2 separate regions of the Mus musculus genome follow, and region 2 is linked to region 1. Evidence: chromatin loops called from intact Hi-C (ENCODE). Cell type or tissue: left cerebral cortex. All regions are shown on one strand.

Evidence for each region. A loop is a pair of places that touch in the nucleus more often than their neighbours do. Peaks named below come from ENCODE experiments on the same cell type or tissue, not always from the same donor. Only the 100,000 strongest peaks of a DNase experiment are listed, where the experiment ranks them.
Region 2: a loop joins it to region 1, with 7 times the contacts of the local background. A loop is called at or near these places in 13 of 42 quality-filtered maps.

The regions. Positions count from the first base shown.
Region 1 is chr17:28,687,038-28,695,037 of GRCm38, forward strand. Slc26a8 (solute carrier family 26, member 8) reads right to left here and starts at 2,950. Exons shown (of 20, transcript NM_001290320.1): 1 at 2,680-2,950. Mapk14 (mitogen-activated protein kinase 14) reads left to right here and starts at 4,305. Exons shown (of 12, transcript NM_011951.3): 1 at 4,305-4,818. The coding sequence starts at 4,703. In left cerebral cortex, a CTCF peak has its summit at 4,131; DNase peaks (open chromatin) are centred at 1,501, 1,662, 2,792, 4,274 and 1 more place; H3K4me3 peaks cover 4,404 bases; H3K27ac peaks cover 3,898 bases.
Region 2 is chr17:28,797,624-28,805,623 of GRCm38, forward strand. Brpf3 (bromodomain and PHD finger containing, 3) reads left to right here and starts at 3,503. Exons shown (of 13, transcript NM_001081315.1): 1 at 3,503-3,738. Gm35883 (a long non-coding RNA gene) reads right to left here. Exons shown (of 4, transcript XR_003952337.1): 3 at 6,317-6,475; 4 at 5,268-5,707. In left cerebral cortex, a CTCF peak has its summit at 3,240 (motif pointing left); DNase peaks (open chromatin) are centred at 2,172, 3,297, 3,443 and 4,034; H3K4me3 peaks cover 2,445 bases; H3K27ac peaks cover 1,768 bases.

The sequences.
Region 1 (8,000 bases):
CTCCTAGCCCTGACATGGCTGCTCACAGCCATCTGTAATGTCTGTTTCACAGAATCTGATGCTCTCCTCTGACCTCTGCATGTACCAGGCATACATTCATGCATATAGATTAATAAACATAAATAAGTACAGGTTTTCAACAATCCTTTGAATTGGGATCAGCACTGAGGCATCCTGAAGGCAGTCCAGCTGACTTCCTTTATAGCCCACAGCGTGGCCATGTTGGTGCACCCTGACCATTCCCTCCACAGTGCTAAAGGTTGAGGGCGAGGTTGTCTTCTAACTTCTCCATGGAATACAGCAGGAAGATAGCAGCATCTCCCCAGTGGGGAGCCTGGTGTAGGGCGGGGGGGGGGGGGCAGGAAGGACCACCCACGGTCAGCCTACAACCCCCTTCCCCTCACCCCTGGTATCTTCCTGATAACCATCACCTTGTCCTTTCTGACAGGCATAAGGAGTTCCTCAGTGTACCACAGTGATTCAGCATGGCCACAATTCAGGCCCTAGCTCCTCCACGGTAAAACAGAGTCCTGTCTTAAAAGTCACATGACCTAGAGAGATACTGAGGGTCCCAGCCTGGGGAATGGAGAACTCCCTGAGAAGGTGAATTGAGACCGAGTTCAAGTGGGGGGAGGGGAGAATAGGTATTTCAGGGACAGAATTTAGAGATGATATAAGGGAAATAAAATATCTGAGTGACATCAACTTTAAACTGAGAGAGGGAAGGAGGAGGGGGTGGGGGAGGAGAAAGGGGGTAGGTTTAAAAGTGTTCCTAGAGGAGGGCTGGTGAGATGGCTCTGCAGGTTAAGGCCCCTGCCAGCAAGCCTGACAACCGTGGGACCCATGAGGTGAAAGGAGAGACACCAACTTCCACAAGTTTTCCTGGGACCTGCACCGGGCAGTGTGGCCCACATCTATGACCACACACACAAAATAAACAAACTTCAAAAACAAAAACAAAAACCTGTTCCTAGAGGGAGCTGAGTGTGGTGGCACATGCCTCTACCCTCAGCACTTGGGACACAGAGGCAGTGAAGATCAGGGGTTCAAGACCAGCCTGATACACAGAAAGCTTTCAGTCATGAGCTCCTACTTCAAAATAAACAAACAAAACCACAAACCAAATAAAAATAATTTCCTGAGTCAGAATTTCTGGGGCAGTACAAAAGTATGTTTTAAGACGGGGGGGGGGGGGGGGGGGGCGGGGGGGAGCTCAGTATAGTGGCAGCACAGGCGCCTTTAATCCCCGCACTCCAGAGACAGAGGCAGGTGGATCTCTGTGAGTTCCAGGCCAGCCTGGTCTACAGAGTGAGTTCCAGGCCAGCCATAGTGAGAGCCTGTGTACACAGAAAGAGAAGCAGGGGCACAGCAGAGCTGGGGAGCCTGATGTGGAGCAGTCAGTAGGGTGGAGCAGCCTGGAGGCTCCCTGCACTACCCGCTACTTCTCTTACTTGTCTTTATTGTGAGACAGGCTCCCCACAAAGGTGGAGTGTAGTGGGCTTTGGCATCCTCCTCCTCCTGTCCCCAGCTAGCCAATGCTGGGTTATAGGTGTAAGCCACCATCCATGCCTTAATTCTTTTTGATTCTTCCTTCCTGGGCTGGGGACCCATCTGAGGGCCTAACACATGCAGGGCTACTCTACCCTGAGCTGTAGTCCCAGCCTTTATCTTTAAGCAGGCTTTCATTGCTAAAAAACACTTAAAAAAAAATACAAGCACGTTAACACAGCTCTTTTTGCTTCTGCTACCCTCAGCCATCTGTCCATCCATCCATTCACCCACTCACTGATTCGTTTAAAATCTCTATTTGGGATATTTTAAATGCAAAAAAATGTAACCCGATTTATAAAATTTTGACTCAAAGGACCAGAAACCCTCAAAATTAGTTAAGGTACAAGAATATCTTTTACCTAATTAAGTCATCTTTCACATGCTTTCTAAAACCATAAGACAAAATTCACTTCCAATTAAAAAAAAAAAAAAAAAAAAGCACTTGTATTTCCCAACCAAAAACCTCATTGCCTGTGACTCTCAGTTTTGGTGGAGAATGTATTGGGGATGGTCTAGTGGCAGGAGATGCTTGAAGGTGGCAGCCCTCCAGCTGCTGACAGGTCACATAAACACCTTCCCTTAATGCTAGTCAGTGTGATACCAAGCAGGTGTGGTAGAGAGATCCTCATTACTGGGCTGAACAGTGGAGACTTCATGGGGGGACCCAAAGTCCAGCAATAAGGACTAGAAGACAGAGAAGGAGGAGAGGGGACAGAGGGTGGGCTTAAGGCAGAGAGAACAAAATGAGCAGAACAGTAAAGTCTGGAAGCAAAGGGGGCCCTGAGCTGCGGCCTGATGAGGACACAGAGAGTGGAAGTGTGGGGGGCCCACAGTCCAGTTCCTTCAGCTGTGGACATCACAGAGATGCGAATTTTTGAAAGGATCCAGTATGCAAATTCCATGTTGTCTCTTGCCATTTCGGTTTCACGCAGCCTTTCTATAAGGAGAGAGAAGTTCCAGGGACCACCGCTATTCATTCATTCATTCATTCATTCATTCACCCACTCCTTGTGCCTGGGACACTCCTGGCTCTGCAGGTGACCCAAGCAGCCACGCTCTGGGACGCGAGCGGGCTGTCAGCTCCCAGGCGGCAGCCAGAGCTCCGGACCGCTCCCGACCCAGGCTCACCTGGTTTCCGGTGGCCCGCAGGAGCGCAGACGCTGGGGACAGACTCGGCTCCAGCCTGGCTGGCGGCAGCGCTGCGGACGCGGAGGCCGGCAGTTCCGGAGCCGTTGCTGCAGAACCCGCGGGCGTTCCGGCTGTGCGGGTGACGGGCGAGGATGGCATCTGGGCCGAGGAGAAGGGGTCCCTGCTGCCCTCCACATACCCGGATCTTCTAGAAATAGCCACGAGAATAAGATTTCCCCTTTCTCCTGCTCGGTGTAGGCATGGGTGGATGTGGGTTCTTACGGGTCTAACTTTCCCCATTCACTTTTATTAGCTTTCTCGGCTTCTACGGAAGATTCCACTAGGTGGGAATGCAGGGTCGCATTGATCTTGTAGAGACTAGAACCAGGGCCTAAGAAAGCTCAACAGACTTACCTAAATGAGATGCGGTCAGAATGCTCGCCCTAGTAGTTCTCCATACTCTCAGAGGCATGAATTAAGTCTTTAATACCCACCCCCCAATTTTCTTTTAAATTTCTAAACTTTGGATGGCTCTAAAGGGCAAGAGTCGGTCTCAAACCCGAGTGATGGTTTTTGGGGTGTTGCACATACGGTCTCATCACTACACAGCAGAGGCTTGGTCTCCTGGTTTTTCCAAATGCTAGAATTACAGGATTTGTAAATACAAATAAACAAATAAATAAATAAACAAATAAATAAATAAGAAGGGTCCCCTGGTCTTTCCAAATGCTGGAATTACAGGTTGTGTATAAATAAATAAATAAGAGAAAGGTCTCTTGGTCTTTTCAAATGCTGGAATTACAGGTTCTGTACATATAAATAAATAGTATGAAAGGGTCTCCTGGTCTTTCTAAATGCTGGAATTACAGGCTGTGTAAATAGATATATATGTATGCATGTATATGAAGGGTTTTCTGGTCTTTCCAAATGCCGGAATTGCAGGTGGTGTAAATATAAATAAATAAATGAGAAGACCTTCCTGAAATGGAATGACCTACTTGCAGTGTGTGTGTGTACCTTCCCCTTCCAGTAGTGGGTATTGAACCCAGGGCCTTGCAAATGCTGGTCCCCAGCCTGGAAGTGGCCATTCATGATGTCTACCTCTGACCTCGTGCATTGGAACTCCCTGTGGGTCCCTGGAACCTCCTTCTGCCACTTCTGCCTGAAAACATGTAGGAGCGCCTGGAGGGAGAGCCTGGGCTTTGAGGCAAGACTAATATTTGCCTAGGGGGCAGGTTTCACCAGCATCCCGAGGTGAGCCACTTGTCCTTGAGCAGACCGGAATGCGACAGCTTTCTGGACAGGGCCTGTCTGTTCTTTCAAGTTGTTCTTGGAAATTGACGACTCTAGTGAGCAGGTTGCTCGGAGTTCAAAGATCATTTGGCTCTCTTCCCCGACGCTGTCACAGCGGCTTTCCGCCATGGCGCCAGGCATTCGCCCGTGCGACCACAGAGAGGCGCGCGCGCCCCGCGCTGCGGCCTCCACCCTTGGCGCCCCGGGGAGCCCAGTCCCCGAGAGTTCCTGCCTCGGCTCCCCAAGCCGCGTCCCTCTTCTCGCGAGATCTGCCGGCCCTGCGCGCTCTTCTCGCGACCCCCCGCCCCGTGGGCAGGTTCCATATTGGGTAAGATCTGGATTCAGAGCGGGGCCTCCTTGGAGCTGTTCTCGCGAGAGTTCCGCGAGAGGCTCCCGGCCGCTGCCTGTGGGATCGCCGCCACTGGAGCCCAAGCGGGGCGCTGAAGCGCGAGCGGGTGTCTTGCGGCGTCGGCGTGCGCTCCCTCCCCGGGGAGCGGCTGCAGGAGGACCGCGGCGGGAGCAGCCTCGAGCCGTGCAGCCGGCTCCGGCACCTTGCCGACGCTCGTAGGAGCCGCCGCGGCTGACAGGGGCGGCGGGTCGCAGCCTCCACACCTGCGCGGGTGGCGGGCGCGGGGTCCGGTCTGCCGCGGGCGGGCGCAGAGGAGAGCGTGCGGCTGCAGGCAGGAGCCCCCGCTCGGCCACCTCCTCGCCCCGCTGCTGCCGCTGGAAGATGTCGCAGGAGAGGCCCACGTTCTACCGGCAGGAGCTGAACAAGACCATCTGGGAGGTGCCCGAACGATACCAGAACCTGTCCCCGGTGGGCTCGGGCGCCTATGGCTCGGTGTGGTGAGTGTCGCCGGGCCTCGGGTTAGGGGTGGGGTGGGGGGACGCGGTGGAGCAAGCAGGGTGGCCCTGCATGCCTGAGGGCCAGGCCTGTCCCCACAGCTCAGCGATGCGCCCAGCGGCAGGAATTCTCCTCCGGGCGTGTCTGGGGGTGCAGGGGGCAGCTGGAGCGGGACGTGTCCTGCACCCCTCGCCCTGCATACGCAGGTCGGGGGCGAGCCGTGTGCGGGAGCGGGTCAGCTGCGGACGCGGTGGGATGCTTCTCTACCCTGCGCTCTCCCTGCTCCCAAGACTGGCCCTCCCGGGGGTCCTCTGCTGCAGCGCGGCCTCAGGACCCTGCCTCCGGGTACCGCCACTCGGGACGCGGGAGCCCTGCCCCGGGGAGCAGACGAGCTGGGCGGAGCTCCAGCGAGGAGCTGTAGGGCAAAGCCTGACCCGGGGACTGCGGTCACCTGAACGAAACTTGCAAGAGAAAGCGCTCCTTTCCCGGAATTTTTTTTTTTTTCCTTTTTTCTCCCCCTTTTCCCATTTTTGCAAGCCTCCATCGAAAAATCCTGTCTCAGGAAACGTTCCTTTGGGATTCGCACTTGAATTAGCAGCACCCCGAAGAGCTTAAAATACCGACTTTATCTCGGGGACCACGGTGCCAGCTTGCGTGGTGTGTTTCCGATTCGGTTGAAAGCGTATTTCCTTTTCGGGGAGGGAGGGTGGCAGCGCCTTGCAAGGACGCTCCAGCTCGCCGCTTAGTCACATACCACTGCTCATTTCAGTATTGTTTGACAAAACAGTTTTCCATACCGAGCAGAGGGGCGCCCCTCAAGATCAAGAAGGTAGGACTAGAGCTGGAGGTGTAGATAGCTTTTAATTGAAGTAATTCATGGGGGTGCTTTTCTTTTTTTTAAGTCCCTTAGAAGATTTGCGGAGTTTTATCAGCTTGTAAGTACCGAGGTACGTGGTGGTTTTCGGGAGATCCTGGAACATAGGAAACGATGCTTTTTAGCTTTCCTTAACACCGGGTGGGGGAGGGGGGTAGGAGTGGGGGGGGGCCTATTTTAGTTCCACTATGGCTCTCCCTGTCTTGCCTGGAACTCAACAAATTTTGTCTGCCAGCTCTGAGAATAAAGGCTTTTGCTACCATGCATGGCCCTGGGAGCAGGTTTCAGATTAAATTTCTACCATAAAACTTCCACTCCAGAAATGTTCTAAGGAACTTTGAAGGATTCACGCAGTATCTTTTACTATATCTTTTAGAGCTCCCTATCTGATAGTAATCTGATAGATTCAGTAGATGAGCCCTTCCTGTGTTTTAGTGACTTACATGCATTCATGGTTTCCGAAGGAGTCTGGGAAATGGTTTTTGTTTTGGAACAAATTCCAGGCTTCTGGATGTGCTAACCTTTAAGTATGAGTCCTGTGTTACTTAAAGTCATATCGTGAATTTCCTGTTTGGTAGAATCTTCTGGGTAATTGAGATTGTGCAATTGTGTCCAGCAACAGATCACATTGCATTTGCTGGCTCAAGCTGCTTAAGCTATGTTGCAGATGATACCAACTTGGACATCTTTCTCACGAGTCTACAGAATGGCAGTTTACACTTTAAAGGAAATGTCAATAATATCTCTCATGTATTTGTGATTGATCTGTTGCATCATTGTTTCTCTAATAGTTACCAGCTCCTTAAGTATCTCCATTCTTCGTTCCTAATTGGTACAGTACCAGGCGTTTGTTTCCATTTGAATGCTCAGGGAGTGAAGCTCAGGGGCTTCTGGGATGGTGAATTTGCAAGGTTTCCTGTGGACACCACTGTCCTGGCAGAAGAGCCAGCTTCACAGTGAAGTGCCACAGTGAAACCAACTCCACTTCCTCTAGTGCTGCTGTTTTCTGTGTAATATAATTGAGCACAACCTCACAATTAAATAGACTTCTACCAAACAGCTTCTTAAACATAGGTAGTGCTGGCCCAGTGATGGAACGCAGTGGGACAGCCCTGGCCTTGCCTGTGGGAGGCCCTGCATTCCAGCCCCAGCAGCAGTGCACCACACAAAGCAGGTTGCTTGAAATAAGGGCCCAAAAGGTATGCAGCAAAAATCCTGTTTCTGCTCTCAGCCCTGCATGCTGGTCTTCCAGAGACAACCACTGTTTAGTTCCTTGCCTGACATTCCAGAGAGGTGTAGTTTCTAGCGTAGAGATTTACTATGTAGCCTATTGATGAGGAAAAGATAGCTGAAATTGTGTGTGACCCAGCAAATGTCACCTTCAGTTAGATTTGCAAGTGTTAACTTCTCTCAAGTTATTTGAAATTGTGTTTTCAATTAGCTTTTTAGGTGTGACTGAAAAATACTTTTTTGTTTGTTTTTTGAGATGAGCTGTCCTAGAATTCACATTGTAGACCAGACTGGCCTCCAACTCCGATCAGCTGGACTTTGCCTCTCAGAGTGCCTGGATTAAAGACTTGCAACACTACACCTGACTTCTTGAATTTCTTTTTTAATCCACTTTGAGGCCTGTGTTCCCTTTCTTCACCTTCGTTCTCTGAGATAGTTTGATGTTGGGGAATAATGAAGTCCATTTGAATGGATATAATTGAGGGGGATTTAAACTGAGCTCTTGAGAAGAGAGGAGGCTGTTCTACTGGTGACAGTGGAATAAGTCAGGAGGGACCTGAAGTCTCTTCAAAAAAGGAATCTCTGAATTGGACATGATACACTTTGATTTGTAACTTAATTTTTTTCTTTTAAGTTTAAGATTAATTTTAATTTGTATTATGCAGTGAGCGACAGTAACAAAAAACAAGCAGCAAACTGTAGTATTACCAACTGTGACTCAAAGTTGAATGAGAGTCTAGAAATTGAGAATTGGCTTGTTTTTACAAATATCTTTCTTTTTAAAAGTGTAAAGGGAACTAAACTAAGTTCTCTAAGTTTTAAGGAACTGTATTTACTGCCTGAAAAGGGAAACAAGCAAAATCATTAAGACCACATTGTTGCAAAGCATTGATTGTGTGGTTTGGGACATAGGGGAAAATCTTTGTGGTGAATTTAAGGAAATACAAACGGGAACGTCAGTGTCTTTCCTCTGGGGAAAGGGGCTCTCCAGCCCCTTGCTGGACACACTTGGGTACCATGCCTTGGGAGTGAGAATTAAGAATTACTTCTAGATCATTCACAGCTATTTATTCATTAGTC
Region 2 (8,000 bases), 110 kb after region 1:
GTTGCCAGAATTCTTTCAGCCAAGTCCTTAAGGAAGGGATATTTATTAGAAACCATCTAACAATGAGTGAGGGTCCATTTTTCTGATCAAGAGCTCTTTATTAATCCAGGGGTGCAGCACTGAACCATACTTACCTCCTGCCCGAGGCCTCCTGCCATGGTGAGCTGGTGACCATGAAGCAGTAACAGGGATTGTGAGCTGCTTCGGCGTGCAGGGTAGGACCGAGTGTGGGGGTGCAGGGGGCTTTTTTTCTCATGTCTCTTTTAGTTGTTGTCGTTGTTGTTTTTTTAAATATATTTATTTGTTTAAGTGCACTGATTGGTGTTTTGTCTTCATCTGTGTCTGTGAGGGCCAGATCCCCTGAACCTGGAGCTACAGACAATTAATTGTAAGTGGGTGCCCTGAACCACTGAGCCATTTCTGCAGCCACCTCTCTTTTAAATAGTAAAACACTCTCCTTTATAAATAAATTAAGTTTTTCCTGAGTCTTAAAACAAGCCTTGGTGGGGATGGTGAGATGGCTCAGTGGGTAAAGGTACGTGATACCAAGGCTTGAGACCTGAATTAAAGCCTTCACACTCACAAGGTAGGCAACTGAGGCCTGGAAGTTGCCCTTTGACCTATACCCATGGGCACTGTTGAGTACAATAAATAAATAAATAAATAAATAAATAAATAAATAAATAAATTCATGAATAAATTCAAAACATGAAGTAAAAATTGTAGATTGGAAAGACTTAGAATGTGCATTAAGGGAGCTTAGGGTCTCAGAGAAAAAAGTATGTGTTTTTCTTGTTGTGTCTACTCTGATCTCAGCCCTAGTGTGTATGTTCCTAAGTGAACACGTGTTCCCATGGTCAAGGTTAAGGAGCAGAAAGGGGATCAGGGAAGGCTAAAGGTTCAGTGTTAAGGAAGGACAAATACAGATGAAGGAGAGAAGTCAGAAAGACTATACACCGCTAACTGCTTTTCATAAAAGAGTTTCAGCTCGTTTATGGATTTTTCCCTTTTTCTTGTAGTGGAAAATATATTTGACACTGATTGTGTAAAATCCACTGTGAAGCCCCACAGCTCTGGGGTAGCTATTCTAGCTTTAAGAGTCCACCATCTCAGTGAACTTTGGGTCTGGTTAATTTGGTGTGTGTGTGTGTTCACTATGAAGTTTTGTTTTGTTTTATTGGGACAGCCTCTCTCCGTGTGGTGCTGGCTGGCCTGGAACTTGCTATGTACACTAAGATGGTCTGGAACTTACAGAGATCTGCCTCCTGTGTGCTAGGATTAAACGCATGGGTAGAGCTCGTGATAGTTTTAATGAAAAAGAAGAAAAATAATCAAACAAATATTTAGAGTCAAAGGCAGAGTCCTTGTTTTGTTGTACTTAATTTCGCACTGCTTAATGGACAGGCCAGGGACTGATGACTTCAAACTCTTTAAAATAGCTGAAGATTAAGGCGAATTAAATGCAGTGCCTCTGGGATGTCTGATCCAAATTTGTTTTTAATGACATAATTGTCACATATTACATCTGAGATTACATCCCAGTGAACTGGCTATCTGTGAGGTTATGCTACAGAAAACGAATTTCCCGTGTCAAAAGGAAAACAAGGGCGGCGCTAATGTTTTAAGGGCGAGGGTGAAGAGGGGGAGAAAATTTTGTTGAGCCCAGTCTCATAAAGTGACCAGGAATGGCTGGTGACAAGAGGAGGCTGACATGTGCTCTCAATGGATCTTAAATCACTGCAAGGACAAGCTGCGACATCTTCTCAGGGTTTTTATTTGCCTAATTTAGAGGGTAGAGGTCCTTCCCAATCATGCAAATCAGGTCATGCCCAGAAGCAACCGCGAAGAATAAAAGATAAGGAGACACAAGTCCTATGTAAATGTTTATATTTCATTGTAAAAGAACAAGACGTGAAATTCCTATTTGTTCCTCAATTTTTTTAAAGCTAAAAGTAATTGCAATATTTTCTTCCTCTAGGGCCTTCCCTTCCACAATTAATCTTTCCACACCTTCCCTCCTGTGATTATTCCCCCAAGCTTTAACAACAGTTGACTAATTCACAGCATTTCTGCTTCAAAGCTTTCAAAACACTGTGGGGTGGGGGTGCTGGCGGAGGCGATTGCTTGGCTCCACAAGCCACGCCCTTTCCTTCTTAAAAATTGGTTATTTTTGCAGTATGTTATTACCATCTATCAAGAACACACTCCTGTAAGGAAACCCAACTTCCATGCTTCACTCAACTGGTAAATTCTCAACTCTTAGGATGCTGAACACCTATACTTCAATGTAAATAAAAACACAAGGTTTGGGCCGTGAGAAATGTTTATTCTCTACTCTTTCAACTGTAGTACCCAGGTCCTGGATACCAGAGCCAATCGAGCAATTGAAAGTCTCACCAGCCGTTCGTGTAGAGGAAACGCTTTCAAAATATATCATTCATCTTCATCTTCGATAGCAGTTTATCCATATATCCTTTATAAGCATCATTAAGTATTGGTGCTTAAGATCTCTGTCACGAGGTAAGCTTTCAAATTTATAGGTACATGCGCTCGTGGAGGGGCAAAGGGACCTTTTCTTCTATTTATTTTTTCTTTTATTAGAACAAAAGGCAGCTTGAGTACACTTCAAAGTCTGGGAGTTGCTGTTTGACAGGCAGGCTGCCTTTGAGAAAGCCGTTCAGTGCATTAAATTAACCGACTCCTGGCCAAATCAAATTCAAGGGGAAAAGTATTTCCCATGCCTAGAGTGACAAACGGAATTACGAGGCACGCTTAAGCAGACTGTCAAACTTTTATGTTTACTTAAAAAAAAAAAAACTCCACACAGATGGAAAAGTCTGGTCCGTGGCAGCCTTGTGTGCCAGGAGAGGCTCACCTGTACACACACCACAGGCACGGGTCTTTCCCGGGCTGTCCGCACTGGGGGAGGGGATGGGTGGACATCGCTAGACCTTTGTCCCGGGGGCCTGGGGAGGGACGACTTTCTGGAGGCTTCGCAGCCACCTGCACTCTGGGAAGCCACACACAGTGTGGCCCTCCGGGGTCGTCCTGGGGCGAGCTTTGTGGGTGGGTGGGAGCATGGGCGTTCCCACCTCGGGGGCGGCGGGTGGCCCCACGCTCTGGCTGGGATGGGGTGAGCCACCGCTCCGTGGATTCAGAGTGGGAACCCCGACTAGATCAGCTCTGGGACAGGCCCAGGGTGAAGCGGCCCCGCCGCGTCCGCACCGCCACCGTGAGGCCGTGCCGGGGACGGTGCCCCGTGGAGGTGGCGCTGCCGCTTCGCGCTCATCTCCCCGCCCGTCTCCCCGCCGCCGCTGCCGCCGCGCCGGGCTGGGCTCGGGCGGGGGCATCCGCTCCGGTCTCCCCGCGCTTTCGCGCTCCCGCTTCGCGTGCGGCGGCTCGATCCGGGGAGGGAGTGAGGGAAGGGGTGGAGGTGGCGGGGGGAGGCCGAGGGGCGGATCCTGCCTGGGGGCTGATCCCTCCCTCCCCTCGGCCGGGCTCCGTGGCGGGCGGCAGCGGTGGTGGCGGCGGTGGCTCCATTCCCCCTCCTCCCCCGGGAGAGGCGGCCGGGCCCGGGGAGACGGAGCGGAGGGCCGGAGCGGGAGGAGGCCGCGCTCCCTCAGCCGGGCCGCGCACGGAGCTGCTCGCTCGCCCGGCCCGCTCGCCCGGCCGCTCACCCGGCCGGCCGCGCTCGCGCTCAGGGGGCCCCCGAAGCTAGGGGCCCGGCCGGCGGCTGAGGTAAAATGGGGGCGGCGGCGGCGGGGCCGGAGCGAGCGGGGGCGGCGGGGGCCGGCGGGGAGCGAGCGCTGCGCGCGAGGGGGCGGCCGGGGCGCACAGGGGTGTCCCGATGGGGCGTGGGGGTGACGCGCGACCTCTCCCCCGGAGCGAGGGCGGCGACGAGGCCGGGAAAAGCGCGCGGAAGGGAGCTGCAAAGCGAGGACCCCCTCCCGCACCCGCCATCTTGTTTCTCCCCGGTCCTGGCAGCCAAACGGCTAAGCCCCGCCCTCCCCGTGCTCCCCTATTGGCCTGGCTAGACCAGAGTCCCGCCTTCAGGGGCCGCCCTCGGCGCACGGGTTCCCCCTTGACGGGCAGGTTGGGCGGCCAATAAGTGCTTGCATCTCCGCGTCCTCCCCCCCCCTCCCCACCCCTCCGCCGTTCGCTGGCGCTCGCTTTCTCTGTGAGGGTCGGACTCTGCGTCTATCTGTGGTGCGCCTACCCTCTGGGTTGTTTTTTTTAGGGGGAGATATTTCTCTTTTTTCTCCTTCGGGGGGTGTCGTGAAGATTCCACTGGAAGAGGAGTCCCTTTAAAGGGACAGAGACCTTGTCTGGAGTCTTACCTGGTCTCATGAGTCCCTTGTGTGGCGTGCAGGGCGGGTTCCGTCCAATTGTTGAAACTCCTCATTCGGGGGCCAGGGTGAGGTGGTCGAGTTGGGGATCCCGGGTCGCTAAGAACGTCTCTGAAGGGGGCTGTTGGGGGTACTCGGCAGTGTGTGTATGGGAAGAGTTGTGTACGTGAGGAAACTCCCGCCAAAAAAAAAATACCAACCCTGGTCTAGTTGTTAGCTCCTTGTAGGCGAAACTCTTGGTTTCCCCTGGCAGTAGCCCAGCTGGGTCCCATGGGTTTGCCCCCTGTGATCGCATCGCGGGAGCCCCGAATGGGGATGGAGACGACTTCTGAGACTACAGGATGGGGTTCTTGTAGATTCTTCAAAATCGATACTGAAGTGTGTGTTTCCTCTCCAGAGGCTGCTTGCCTTTGGAGAATTGGGGAATGGAATCTGTTGGCTGGGACTACTTTTGAGACCTTGAGGTTGGTACGGGATCTCGTGCCCTCAGGGCTTCGGGTTGAACAGAAGTGCGGTAAAGGTCCTTTAGCTCCAAATGGTGGTGTATGCCTGCCTCAGGTTGCTCCACAGCCAGGTTAACTTAAGTCACACCTTGGGACTGAGAGGCCTTTACACTGTGGTTGTCAATGGTGACTTATTGATCATCCTTAAGAAGTAGATATTTCTGCCCTTGCTTTTATTACATTTTTATTTTTTTTAAATTTTATGTGCCTGGGCATGTTGCCTGATATATGCCGGGTTCCCCAAGAATTCAGAAGAGGGCTTCCAATACCCTGGAACTGGAGTTACTGGAGTTGTGATCCACAGTGTGGGTGCTAGGCATCCTCTTAAATGCTGTTATTTTTCCAGCATGCATATATATATATAATTATTATTATTAAACAATATGTGTATTGGTGTTTTGCCTAGGAATTGAACCTGGGTCCTCTGGAAGAACAGCCAGTGCTCTCAACTGTGCTGAGCCATCTCTCCTATGAACATTTTACATTTTTAGAGGGTCTCGCTATGTGCGTTGCTAGTCTGAAATACTATATAGATCTGCTTGGCCTCAAATTCCACAGAGAAGGCAGTACTTAAGAATAGCGCCTCTGCCTCCAGAGTACTGGGCTGGAAAGTGTGCTAGTACACCCCACCCCACACTGTTTTATTGATGCACTGTGGAGGCAGAGAAATTCAAAGCTTTGTCCAGGTTACACAGGAGCAGGATTAGAACCTAGGTTGGTGCAGAACATCCTCTCTCTAGAGCTCTCCGAGACTCTTGGTGTTTGTAGCCTCTCAGCTTGCTAGGAGATCTGGATTCACACATTTTTCTGAGCTTCTGTTTTCTCGTGGCTGAAATGGAGATGATGTCTGCACAGTCTCTTGAGGTAGTTGTGAGAAAGATTAAAAAGAAAAGGCCATTGTAGTTTGTTAAAGTATGCTGAGTATAGCCATCCTATCTTAGGTCTTCCTGGTGAGGATGGCCTTGGTAACTGCCTGCAGCTGCTCCTTAGGGGCAGAGAATGCTGGGGGAAGCACCCTGGGTAGATTAGATACAAGTATCAAGGGAGAGAGATTTCTGTGGTAATTGTAGGTGGAGAATTCGCCTCAGATAACCCCCCAATCAACTTGTCCTTGAGTTCAATGAAGACCTTAGACAGACTACTTAAAATTTAAAAGATTTCTTAGAGGCATTCCCAGCTTGCAAGGTTTGTGGTTGGAAATGCCCCAAGTAGTATTGCAGTTATCTTAAGTACTGCCTTCTGCCGGAAGTACCTAGCATATTATATTATTTATAGTCTGAAGCATTTCAGATGTCTTTACTTTGGACAGGGCCAAGAGATAGGGCTTCTAGCCATGAGATGTCTCTGGAGATGTTTTAGATCTGTGATTTTGTTTATTTATTTATTTATTTATTTATTTAGATAACAGGTTCTCACTCTGTATCCCTGCCTGGCCTGGAATTCACTCACTGAAGTAAGCACACCTACCTGTTTCCACCTCCCAAGTGCTAGGATTAAAGGCGTGCACCGTTAAAGCCAACACTACACTGGTGATGATCTGGTCCTCTGATGGAACTCATTCATTGTTTATCAAGCTTGAAAGTGGATGATATTCTTAATTGTCACCAATATTGTCTTTGCCTCCCCCTTTTTTTAAAAAAAACAAAAACAAAAGAAAAACAAAGAAAAGAACTATGATGTTAGCCAGGCACAGCCTACATCCTGAGTTCTAGGACAGCCAGGACTATGTAGAGAGACTATGTCTCAAAGGGTCTCAAAGAAACAAACAAACAGCATGGTCTTGTTTTGTTGCTGGCTTTGACCTCAATCATTCTGACCTAGTATCTGTCTTCTGAAACCTTACGCATTATCTTTCCCATAATTAACCTGTTTGATTCACTGCATGGCTCATTATAATACTAGACCTTATCTCGTGTCATATCCTAAAGATCTGTGTGCATTTCTGCTCTCTTAGTGAGATAAGACTCCTTGAGGACAGAGATCTTCAGGGATGGGGAACTGGCCCAGTGAGTGAAGGGCTTACTGTGCAAGCCTGAAATACTGAGCTGGATCCCCAGCACCCACCCGAAAGTCAAGTGCAAAGTGTTTCTCTAACTCTTCAAGTTTTGGGTGTAGTATATTGGCCTCAGACCCACAAGAAACCTAACTATTCTTGTCTTTGTCAAAGGCCTGGCCATGTATCCTTAAACTTATTTATATCAGTTTTTATCTGTTTTTCCCTTGGGAGAGAGAGAGAAGGGTAAAAGGAGAGAGACACCATGGGTTAGGAATCAAGAAAGCACAGCCGTGAGGGCTGGCAATTAGAGTTAAGACCTGCCCAGATAAAATATAGTAATAACTCGGGGTTATAGAGGGTAGATATCTGGCCAGCTATAGTGCTGATTAAGGCTTACTGTACGTAATAAAAGTTGTGTGTCTTTTATCCAAAAACTAAATGATCAAAGGTGGGGTAAAAACCCCAAACTGAACTACATTCTCCAACTGTTGGGGGACAGAGACACATAGCTCTCAGCTGCTCATTGACCAGTGTCTAACTGAAACCCTGTGGCTCATGATCGAGGAAGACACCTGACTTCAGTTTCTGACTTCCACACCTGCTGGAGTGGACAGGTGCACATGCAGAAACCACGCATATATATACACCATGCACACAGACACAGAAGTGTGTGGTTTAATCACTTAGCACTCTCGAGTGCTCGCTTATCTACCTTTTCAGACTCTTCCTAGCGAATGAGATAGGCAACTCCTTCCTCCATGAAGTTCCCATTCAGCTAGAAGTAGAGAATACTAAACCTAGTAAGTAGGTAAATTATGTAGCTTAGAAGATGGTGTCACTAAAAAGTAAATAATAGGATGAACCGCCTATTGCTGGATGATGTAAGGGATTTGTAATTTTTTTTTTCCCCAAGACAGGGATTCTCTGTGTAGGCCTGGTTGTTCTGAACTCCATTCTATATATAGACCAGGCTGGGCTCGAACCTAGAGATCCACCTGTCTCTGCCTCTTGAGAGCTTGGATTTAAAGGTGTGCACCACCACTGTGCAGCTGGGATTTACAATTTTAAAGTAATCAGATGATTATCAGTGATGTTTGTAAAGAGAGGTGCCGTGTGAATGCTTTAGAGCAACTGTTCTCAACCTGTGGGTCTTGA